2 separate regions of the Homo sapiens genome follow, and region 2 is linked to region 1. Evidence: read pairs that join two places in POLR2A ChIA-PET (ENCODE). Cell type or tissue: OCI-LY7. All regions are shown on one strand. Links, peaks and the distances in the headings refer to the core of each region. The heading gives the core; the rest is flanking DNA.

Evidence for each region. Peaks named below come from ENCODE experiments on the same cell type or tissue, not always from the same donor. Only the 100,000 strongest peaks of a DNase experiment are listed, where the experiment ranks them.
Region 2: POLR2A ChIA-PET joins it to region 1 with 8 read pairs; 7 of 35 experiments call an interaction of 5 or more read pairs at or near these places.

What each region holds. Positions count from the first base shown.
Region 1 is chr1:160,441,010-160,446,524 of GRCh38, forward strand. No RefSeq gene overlaps it. Among named protein-coding and RNA genes, the nearest start is that of VANGL2, 43 kb to the left of the region's middle. In OCI-LY7, for the core only: no CTCF peak of the experiment used is centred there; a DNase peak (open chromatin) is centred at 2,825.
Region 2 is chr1:160,497,698-160,503,212 of GRCh38, forward strand. The region is part of intron 1 of SLAMF6 (SLAM family member 6); the gene reads right to left. Among named protein-coding and RNA genes, the nearest start is that of SLAMF6, 23 kb to the right of the region's middle. In OCI-LY7, for the core only: no CTCF peak of the experiment used is centred there; no DNase peak of the experiment used is centred there.

The DNA of each region.
Region 1 (5,515 bases), core at 334-5,333:
GAAGTGAAGATTTGCCTTTGATTATGAGTCTGTGCCTCTTGTGAGGTGCTAAAGAGTCTGTTTTTTGTTTGTTTCCATGTATTTTGTTCAGTTAGCAGAACATTGCTCTGCCAGAGTGGGCCCTCTTCTCAAAATTAACATTTAAGGCCGGGCATGGTGGCTTATGCCTGTAATCCCACCAATTTGGGAGGCTGAGGCAGGTGGATTGCTTGAGCCCAGAAGTTTGAGACCATCCTGGGCAACATGGCAAAACCCCGTCTCTACAAAAAATACAAAAATTAGCCATGCCTGTAGCCCCAGCTACTTGGGAGGCTGAGTTGGGAGGATCACCTGAGCCTGGGGTGTCGAGGCTGCAGTGAGCTGAGATCACATACTGCACTCCAGCCTGGGTGACAGAGGGAGACCCTGTCTCAAAAAAAAAAAAAATTAACATTTAAGTTGACTCTGGTTTTATGCTTTCGGATATTTCATTGATTGTGAAAACAAGGGTTTCTTACTCCTGGAAGAACAAGCATTTCTCAAGGTTCTTTTCTTACCCTCTTGTTGTGGTTGTAATAAAATCGTTGTTTTGGTTAATAACTCTGGACTTTTTTACTCACCAGTATCTTTGTTATGACCATTATCAATTGACTATATTCCCCTGGTAATTCTATCAAATGTTTCTCTTCTCCAAAATCAGATCTCATATTCAGAATTTTTGGAGACCATTAGAATGACTTTGTTTTTGCTTTTTTTTTTCACCCATAGTCTTTGGGGCTCCTTAGGTAGATGCTTGGTAGCACCAAGCTTGTGTGGTCTATCATATGGCAATTGTGAACAAAGAAAGGGCAAAAGGAATTATTAGGCATGGCTGGTTTGCTTCATGAGCCCAGAGTTATTCAATGGTATTGTACAGGTTATCCTCTATCAGGCCTTAGGGGAAAGGGGGCAGCTCAGCTCCCCTTGTGGGGGGCATTAGTAAATAGTTGGATTGATTTATATAAGCAAAGTGTTGTTCACCTACATATGCTTTAGTGACTATGTGTATCTTTATAGGATGTTCATCTAGTATGTTCATAAGTAAGGGCTTATTTGATGCTCTGCAAGCGATCTCTAAAAGACACTATTTCTCAGTTTGCAATATCCTTGTCTATTAATAGTAATCTGGGCACACATTTTATGGAACAGATTATAAAATCTGAAAACCTCAAGATTTATCAATGTTTTCACTGCCTTTAATTTCTTACAAAATTAAATGAAGGCAATAAAACACTAATGGAACTTAAAACTGGCCAACAGGTATAGCAGTTTATTCATTCAAAGTACAGTGACCAGATGTTCTGTCCATAAATATAATGAACATGACTGTTATAACAAATATAAGGCTAGCACTATTCTCAAATGAAATATGAACAAGTAGGTTCATGAGATGTCTGGTTACTAATGGCCATGCACTGGTGAGACATCCATGTGATGGATAATGTCGTCTTAAATTATTATAAAGCATTAAGGGCAATTCATTCAGAGTTCAAGAAGCCCTGACTCAATGGATGAGAATCAAGTTTCATTCCAAAAAGACATTGTTTGGACTTTACTGAGAGGGGTCTAATCCCGTTAAGCTATTAGTAAGGCCTCTGTTTAAGATATATGTCTCTTACAATAAGGAAATATTGCCCTCACCCATTTAAACATCTGCTTGCTATTAATCTCTGTTTTTCCTTAGACATTGGGACTAACAACAAATTCACCTTTTCTTTGTTTCTTTCTTTTTAAATTAATATCTATTTTTTAATTTCAATAGCTTTTGGGGTACCAGTGGTTTTTAGTTACACGGAAGAATTGTACAGTGCTGAAGTCTGAGAATTTAGTGCACCTGTCACGTGAGTAGTGTACATTATACCTAATATGTAGCTTTTTATTCCTCACCCCCTTCCACCCTTCCTGCTTCTGAGTCTCCAATGCCCATTAGACTTACTTTGTATGCCTTTGCATACCCATAGCTTAGCTCTCACCTGTAAGTGAGGACATGTGATATTTGGTTTTCCATTCCTAAGTTACTTCACTTAGAATAATGGCCTCTGGCTCCAAGCTGCTGCAAAAGGTGTTATTTCATTCTTTTTTATGGCTGAGTAGTATTCCATGGTATACATATATATCACATTTAAAAAATCCTCTCATTGCTTGATGGGCAACTGGGTTGGTTCCCTATCTTTGTAGTTGTGAATTGTGCTGCAATAAACATACATGTCCAAGTGTCTTTTTGATATATTGACTACTTTTCCTTTGGGGAGATAACCGGTAGTGTGATTGCCAAAGTGAATGGCAGATCTACTTTCAGTTCTTTGATAAATCTCCATAGTTTTCCGTAGTGGTTGTACTCATTTACATTCCCACCAGGAGTGAATAGGCATTCCCTTTTCACCACATCCATGTCAACATCTATTGTTTTCTGACTTTTTAATAATGGCTATTCTTGGCTGGGCTCAGTGGCTCACGCCTGTAATCCCAGCACTTTGGGAGGTCGAGGTGGGTAAATCACTTGAGGTCAGGAGTTCAAGACCAGCCTGGCCAGCATGGTGAAACCCCGTCTCTACTAGAAATACAGAAATTAGCCAAGCGTGGTGGTGGGCACCTGTAATCCCAGCTACTCGGGAGGCTGAGGCAGGAGAATCACTTGAACCCGGGAGGCAGAGGTTGCAGTGAGCCGAGATTATGCCACTGCATTCCAGCCTGGGCAACAGAACAAGAATCTGCCTCAGAAAAAAAAAAAAAAAAAAAAAAAAAAAGGCTACTCTTGCAGGAGTAAGGTGGTGTCTCATTGTGGTTTTAATTTGCATTTCCCTGATGATTAACAGCATTGAGCTTTTTTTTTTTCATGTTTGTTAGCCATTTGTATGCCTTCTTTTGATAAATGTCTATTCGTGTCATTTGCCCACTTTTTATGGGATTATTTGTTTTTTTCTTGCTGATTTGTTTAAGTTCTTGTAGATTCCTTGTAGATATTAGGCCTTTGTTGGATGCATAGTTTGCAAATGTTTTCTCCCATTATGTAGGTTTACTCTGATGATTATTTCTTTTGCTAAGCAGAAGCTTTTTAGTTTAATTAGACGTCATTTATTTATTTTTGTTGCATTTGCTTTTGGGGTCTTTGTCATAAATTCTTTACCTAGGTCAATGTTGAGAAAAGTTTTTCCTAGGTTATCATCTAGATTTAGTCTTTGATCCATCTTGAGATAACTTTTGTATATGGTGAGAGATAGCGATGCAGTTTCATTCTTCTACATGTGGCAATCCAATTTTCCCAGCACCATTTATTGAATAGGGTGACCTTTCCCTAATTTATGTTTTTGTCTGCTTTGTCAAAGGTTAGTTGGTTGTAAGCATTTGGCTTTATTTCTGGGGTCTCTATTCTTTTCCACTGGTCTATGTATCTAATTTTATACTGTATGGTAATTTTTATTTATTAAAGTAGGTGCTGACTACACAGGTGTTTATTATTATCCTTTTCTTAACTGATTTGAAATTTTAAAAAACGTGATTCTGTGTAGTGCTGCTAACTTTGCTAGGAGATTTGAAAGTTATACTATTCAAATGTTCAAGCTAATTGAATATTTGAATAGCACTTAAATTTCCAAAGCATTTTTTGTTATTTAATTTAATCAACAATGCACATAATTTTTGATTATTGGTTGTAAAGAAATCTGCTGACTTGCTTGATAAAATAACAAGTTTGCCAATACAGATATTCCTCAACTTATAATGGGATTATGTCCCAATAAATCCATCATAAATTGAAAATATCTCAAGTCAAAAATGCACTGAACATTATAGTTTAGCCTAGCTAAAAGTGCTGAGAACACTTACATTAGCCTACAAATGGGCAAACTCATCTAACACAAAGCCTATTTTATAAAAAAGTGTTGATATCTCATGTAATTTGTTGACTACTGTACTGAAAGTGAAAACCAGAATGGTTATATGGATATTTAAAGTGCAGTTTCTACTGAATGTGTATTGCCTTTGCACCCTCAAAAAGTTAAAAAATATTAAGTTGTTAAGTCTGGCACTGTCTGTATAGTGAGACTTCACATGACCTATGTAGCGTGGCTCCAGGTAACAATTCTCCAACTTGTATCTTGGTTCCCCATTTGCCTTGTCCATGGGCATCTTCATTCTGGCCCAACAGCAGACTCATCATTACTTTCCACTTACTTTTCCATAGCATGGTTAAGACCTTCCCTTCAGGAAAAACTTTACTCTTACCCAAAGGGATGAAATTTTTCCTTGGAACCTCAATAGGCCTACTACATAAGAATTCAGTTTTACAAGCTCCACATAGGAGCAACACATCACAGACAGGAGGGCAGGAGGGGTTGTTGTTTTATCATTGTGGTCCCTCAACCACTGTAAGGTAATAAGTAGGCCAAAATAATAGGGTAGATGGCTATAGAGTCCCTGAAATAAACTGATGAAGAAAAGTGGTCATTAAGATTTGCCAGGTTTCCCATCACTTGCAACATGCCACTCCAAGCTCAGCAACTGGATATGTGTCAAGTGACTAATGGGATGATATCTCAATTTTAACTTCACTATCACTATCCCAGTCTGGAATAAGGTTTTGCTAGACAAGTAAGAACCTTCTTCATATGTTGCTATGTCTGTAGCTGAACCATAATCTTCACTCAATTTTAAACACTGGAGTTGGTGTTTGTGAGTAACAACGGAACTGGGCTAAGGTGAGTTTTGGCCAGTGAACTGAGCAGCTAGGGCCTTTTTCATGCAAGGTCTAGGATAGAGAATAATGCATACAGTATGTCCATACTGACCACTTTTGCAGGTGGTCTGTATAAGGTAATTCAACAGCAGCAGAACCATTGACAATTTCTTACCTTTGGGCTACACTTTCTGGAGTTCATTAGCATCACTACCTGATATAAATTAATAATTTCTAAATTATCTAAATAATTATCTATGACTAAACTAGTCACTGTAAATAGAGTCACTTCATGTCACTTCATGATTTAATATACTACATTGTATTTTAATGAACTGTATTCATTCATTCATATATATATATAAAATATACCTATGTAAACATCATCTTTAGAAGGGCATCCTCTGGGTAAAAGACAATGTAAATGAAGTGAGGGAAGAACAATGTGGTGTATTGTATTCAGTCTTAGTGTTTTTTGTTTTTTTAGAGATAGGGTCTTGCTCTGTCACTCAGACTGGGGTGTAGTGGCGTGGTACTGCAACCTTGAACTCCTAGGCTCAAGCGACACTCCCATCTCAACCTCCTGAGTAGCTGGGACTATAGGCGTGCACCATTTTACCCAGCTAATTTAAAAAGTTTTTTGGGGGCTAGGCACGGTGGCTCATGCCTGGAGAATAGCTTGAACTCAGGAGGCAGAGGCTGCAGTGAGCTGAGAATGTGCCACTGCGCTCCAGCCTGGGTGACGGAGCGAGACTCCATCTCAAAAAAAAAAAAATTTTTTTTTCTTTTGCAGAGATGGGGTCTCATTATGTTGCCCAGGCT
Region 2 (5,515 bases), core at 371-5,370, 57 kb after region 1:
GTTTAGCTCCCACTTATAAGTGAGAGCATGTAGTATTTGGTTTTCTGTTCCTGTGTTGGTGTGCTAGGATTATGGCCTCCAGCTCCACCCGTGTTACTGCAAAAGACATGATTTAATTCTTTTTTATGGCTGGTTAGTATTCCATGGTGTATATATACCAAATTTTCTTTATCCAATCCATCATTGATTGGAACCTAGGTTGATTCTGTGTCTTTGCTATTATGAATAGCATAGTATGAACATACAAGTGCATGTGTCTTTTTGGTATAATGATCTATTTTCCTTTGGCTATATACCCAGTAATGGGATTGCTGGGTTGAATGGTAGCTCAGTTTTAAGTTTTTTGAAAAATCTCCAAACTGCTTTCCACAGTGAAAATTTATATTTCCCAATAACAGTGTATAACTGTTTCCTTTTCTCTGCAACCTCACCAAGTGGGACCTAGCACCTGTTTTTTTTTTATTTTTTGACTTTTAATAATAGACATTCTGAAAGAATGAAGGGTCCAGTTTCAATCTTCTGCATATGGCTATACAAAAATACAAAAAAGTGTATTAGTGTATTCTGAATTTTCTGTTCTCTTCCAGCTGTCATTCTGACAGAATGGCTATTATTAAAAAGTCAAAAAAGTGTTATTTGTCCATTTTCACACTGCTGATAAAGACATACTCAAGACTAGTAATTTATAAAGGAAAGATGTTTAATTGACTCACAGTTCCCCATGGCTGGGGAGGCCATGGCACTCACAAGCATGGTGGAAGGTGAAGGAGGAGCAAAGTCACGTCTTACATGGTGGCAGGCAAAGAGAACATGTGCAGGGGAACTCCCCTTTATAAAACCATCAGAACTCATGAGACTTATTCACTATCATGAGAATAGCACAGGAAAGACCTACCCCCAGATTCAATTACCTCCTACCAGGTCCCTCCCATGACATGTGGGAATAATGGGAGCTCTACAGTTCAAGATGAGATTTGGGTGGGGACACAATCAAACCATATCAAAAACCAAACCAGCATCTATTGTGTTCTTTTTTTTGACTTTTTAATAATAGCCATTCTGACTGGTGTGAGATGGTATTTCATTGTGGTTTTGATTTGGATTTCTCTGATGATTACTGATGCTGAGCATTTTTTCATGTTTGCTGAGTGCTTGTATATCTTCATTTAAGAAGTGCCTGTTCATGTCCTTTGCCCATTTTTTAATGGGGTTATTCGTCTTTTTGCTTATTGGTTTAAGCTCCTTATAGATTCTGGATATTAGACCTTATGTTGGGTACATAGTTTGCAAATATTTTCTCTCATTCTGTAAGATGTCTGTTTACGGTAATGATAGTTTCTTTTGCTGTGCAGAAGCTCTATAGTTTACTTAGGTTCCACTTGTCAATTTTCGTTTTTGTTGCAATTGCTTTTGGGGACCTAGCCAAAAATTCTTTGCCAAGGCCAGTGTCAAGAAGGGTATTTCCTATTTTTTTCTAGGATTTTTATAGCTTGAGGTTTTACATTTAAATATTTGATCCATCTTGAGTTAATTTTCGTATATGGTTAAAGGTAAGGGTCCAGTTTCAATCTTCTGCATATGGCTAGCCAGTTATCCAGCACCATTTATTGAACAGGGAGTCCTTTCCCCATTGCTCGCTTTTGTTGGCCTTGTCAAAAATCAGATGGTTGTAAGGGTGTGGCTTTATTTCTGAGTTTTTTGTTCTCTTCCAGTTGTCTATGTGTCTGTTTGTGTAACGGTACCATGCTGTTTTGGTTACTATAGTCTTATGGTATGGTTCAAAGTCAGATAGTGTGATGTCTCTGGATTTTTTGTTTTTGCTTAGAATTGCTTTGACTATTTGGGCTCTTTTTTTGGTTCCATATGAATTTTAGAATGGTTTTTCTAATTCTGTGAAGAATGACATTGGTAGTTTGATAGGAATAGCACTGAATCTAGAAATTGCTTTGTGTGGTATGGCCATTTTAACGATGTTGATTCTTCCAATCCATGAGCATGGAAAGTTGTCATTTCTGAGGGTTTCTTATTTCTTATAGGAGGAGCTGAATAGGGAAGGAAATGTCTCTTGGAGTCCTAGTGCTCAGCTCCTGGGTGAGCTTGCACTTCCTCTCTCTTTCATGAATTGTCATATGGGTTCCAGGCACATGAACATTGCTGTCATCAACATCTTTCCCATCAGCATTTTAACACACTGTTATTTGTCATCTTTATTCCTCTTTCCTCTGAATCACATGGGTGAATACCACAAGCAACATTTTGAGCAGAATGTCCAGATACCAGAGAATACAAATATATGATTCTATTTATTTAAAGTTGATAAACAGACAAATCTATGCTGTCAGAAGTCAAGAGAGTGGTTACCTTTGAGGAGGGAGAGGTGGTGAATAGGAGGGAGTATAAAGGAAGGATCCTGGAATACTGATAATGTCCTATCTCTAGATCTGTATTTGGCTACACAGATTTGTTCATTTTATGATAATTCATTGAGCTGACATTTAAGATTCGTATAGTTTTTCTCTTTGTATTTCAGTTTAAAAAGTTAAAACAGTAACAAAAGCAGAGCAAAACAAAATCATGTCTATGGTCTATAAGGACCAAAATGATCTGGCCATTTCTCTTTCTTTGACCTAATTCCTATATTCTCCCCCTTGTTCACTTTGCTCCAGCCCCCTTGGCTATTCCTTGAGCAGGCCAGGGCTTTTGCATTTGCAATCCTTTCTGTCTGGAATGTACTTTCTCCAAGTATCCATGCAGCTCACTCTTTTGCCTCCATAAAGTCATTAATGCAAACATTCCTGCTCAGAGAATTTAAAGAAGTGTGACCACTCTTTTTGCACCATCAGCCCCCATCCACCCTTGCACATCCAGCTGCCTTTGGATTTACCATCTAGTACTTACCATCTAGTATACTTTATAATTTAAATATTTGTTTTTGTTTATTTTCTCACCTCTCCACTAGAATGTAATCTCCATGGAGACAAAGATTTTTGTCTGTTTTGTCTACTATTGTGAACATTCTTGAACAGCACCTGGCACATAGTAAGCATCCCATGAATATTTACTGAGTGAATGGACATATCTCCATCCCTTCTCTTGGAGGTTTTCTGTCTAGAATGTTAAAGCTCAGTTCCTTTTGGTAGGGAGTCTGGGCTTACTCAGTGGCCTAAGGACTCACCAGGAGCTGTTCTTCCCTTGCCTGGAACGCTTGTTTAAGTTCCATTGATTTTATAGATTGAAATAATTAGTTTATGTAACAAGATTTTATCTATGGCTATTTATGCTGCTTACAAGAAGAAAGTCAAGGCTAAGGCAGAGTGGTAGCCTGTCTAGGCATTAAAGGAGTGCCCCAAAACAGAGCCAATCTGCAAAGACAAGCACAGAAATTTATTTATTTGTTTGTTTGTTTATTCATTCTGGTGTTCAAATATTCTAATATTTGCTAACTTCCATGCTAATTCAATTAGTAAAACCTTAGGAACCATGGCATATTTATTAGGTCTGTTTTATGTACCAGTTTCTAGACTGGAAACTGGGAATATAAGATACTGTCAGTCCTCTGGGTCCATCATCTGATAGAGGAGCCTGACAGGTAAATGAGTAGTTAGTTCTGATGTGGTGGGTTGGGCATTGAGCTAGTGTAAGGCTTGCCTCTGCATTGCCCTCGTATCACTATTGCAGTTATACATGCAATTGCAAGCAGTTCTTTCTCTTTGTTATAATTACAAGATTATTTTCTTTTCTTTTCCATAATCTTGAGGTCAGGGATTCTGATTATTATTTCTATATTCCTAGAACTTAGCACACAATTTCTAGCTCAATAAATGTTGAATTGTTAGAGATATGTGCTCCATGGGAGCAAAAATTTAGAGAATCATGAACTGGGAAGAGTTGGGAGTTGTCAGGGAACAGTTCACAGGAGATGACACTGTAGCAAAGTCTTGAATAAAAGCTATGAGTTCTCCATTACTTAATTATTTGTAATTCTTCCAATAATGCCTTGCTTTTTTTTTTTTTTTGCACTGCTTTTCCCTCTGCTTAAAATGCCTTTCTTCATCTTTCCTACATGGTAAGCTCCTATTTATCCTTCAAGGATGAGCTAAAATATCTGTTTGCCTCTTATATTTATGGGGGTTTTGCATTGGTACATGGGGAAGGGGAGAAAGGAGTTTGTGGTGAAGCAAAGGGAGAAGGAGCACAGGATGGATGAGATGGTAGGAATAGTTCCCCACAGACCCAAAACCAAACCAAAGCAAAACTAGATTTGAGACAATATGCTTAGGGACAGTGAAGGTCAGATGCTACTGAAAATGTTTAAAAGACCCTGCATGAGACTTTGGACAGGAGCAGAGCTGCTTCAGGGCCAAGGTGTTGTGGTGTGGCCCAGAGGGCACATGGAGGTCCTTTTCTCTGCTCTGCCAGGAATCAACACTGATGCTTTGGGAGCATCCGGGACCAGCACCCTTGGCATGGACATTGATGTTCTTGGAATAAGCAGGGCATCTAAATGGCTCTGCTGGCATCCTGTGTGGGGGACTAGAACCAGAAAAGGAGATTAAGAATGGGAAAGATGCCTCATGTTGGCTACAACTCGTAGGCTGCTTTGGGGACTCATGGGAAGCTTTCCTTTGAGACTCTCATAAGTCACTGGGGAACTCCTTGCAACATGAAGGTGATGCTGAGGTCTTGCCCATCCACTGGTGAGGATGTCAAGACAGCAGACATTTGGGGTACATTTGTTTACAAGTTTCATCTACTGTATGATGTGTTTTGGGGAACTCAAATAATATCTTAGTCAGCATTGTATTTCCCCATAACCTGGTCCAGGGAACTCAGTGAATGTTAAGTAGATTGGAATTAGAATAGAGAAGTTTTTAAGGGTTACCTGATTAGTGGAGGGTTAGTTTGGAAGGTATTAAAAAACATGAAGTATTTTTGAAAATTGGCAAAGTATAAAGAGAGCAGTGTCTTAGGAAAGAGAGGAGAGAGGTAGAACTAAGCAGATTCTGAAAAAGAGAGAAAAGTCAAGGAACTTTGGGTTTCTAACCTGAGGGACTAGCTTAGGCCCATCTATAGCTAACAGGAATATAGCAAGCTGTGTTAGCTCCACAGGAGGCAAATGCAGTATGAAAGAGAGTAGGGGCTGATTTCTCAAGAGAATTTAAAGAGAAGGGAGGAGAAACATAGTCAGGATATTGAGAAGGTAGGACAAATGGAAGTTACTCTTTAGGTAACAGAGTCCTGAGCAAATTTGGAGCAAAGGGAAGCAGCTGGGAGAAAAAGAAAAAACTTAAGATATGGTGAAAGGGAGTATTCAAAACGGTGTCATTTCTGAGGAGGAAGCCAGGGTGGGCTTAGGAGCATAAGTGAAGAGGTTAGTCTTGGGTAGACGTGGTTCTCCTTTTCTTTTGAGACTGAAAAGAATAAGGTTAAAGATCTCAAAAGATTTAGAGGGTAAAGGGGAAGAAGTTGGAATATTTCGCTTATGTTTTTCTCAAAGTTGTTCTAAGAGAAGTAG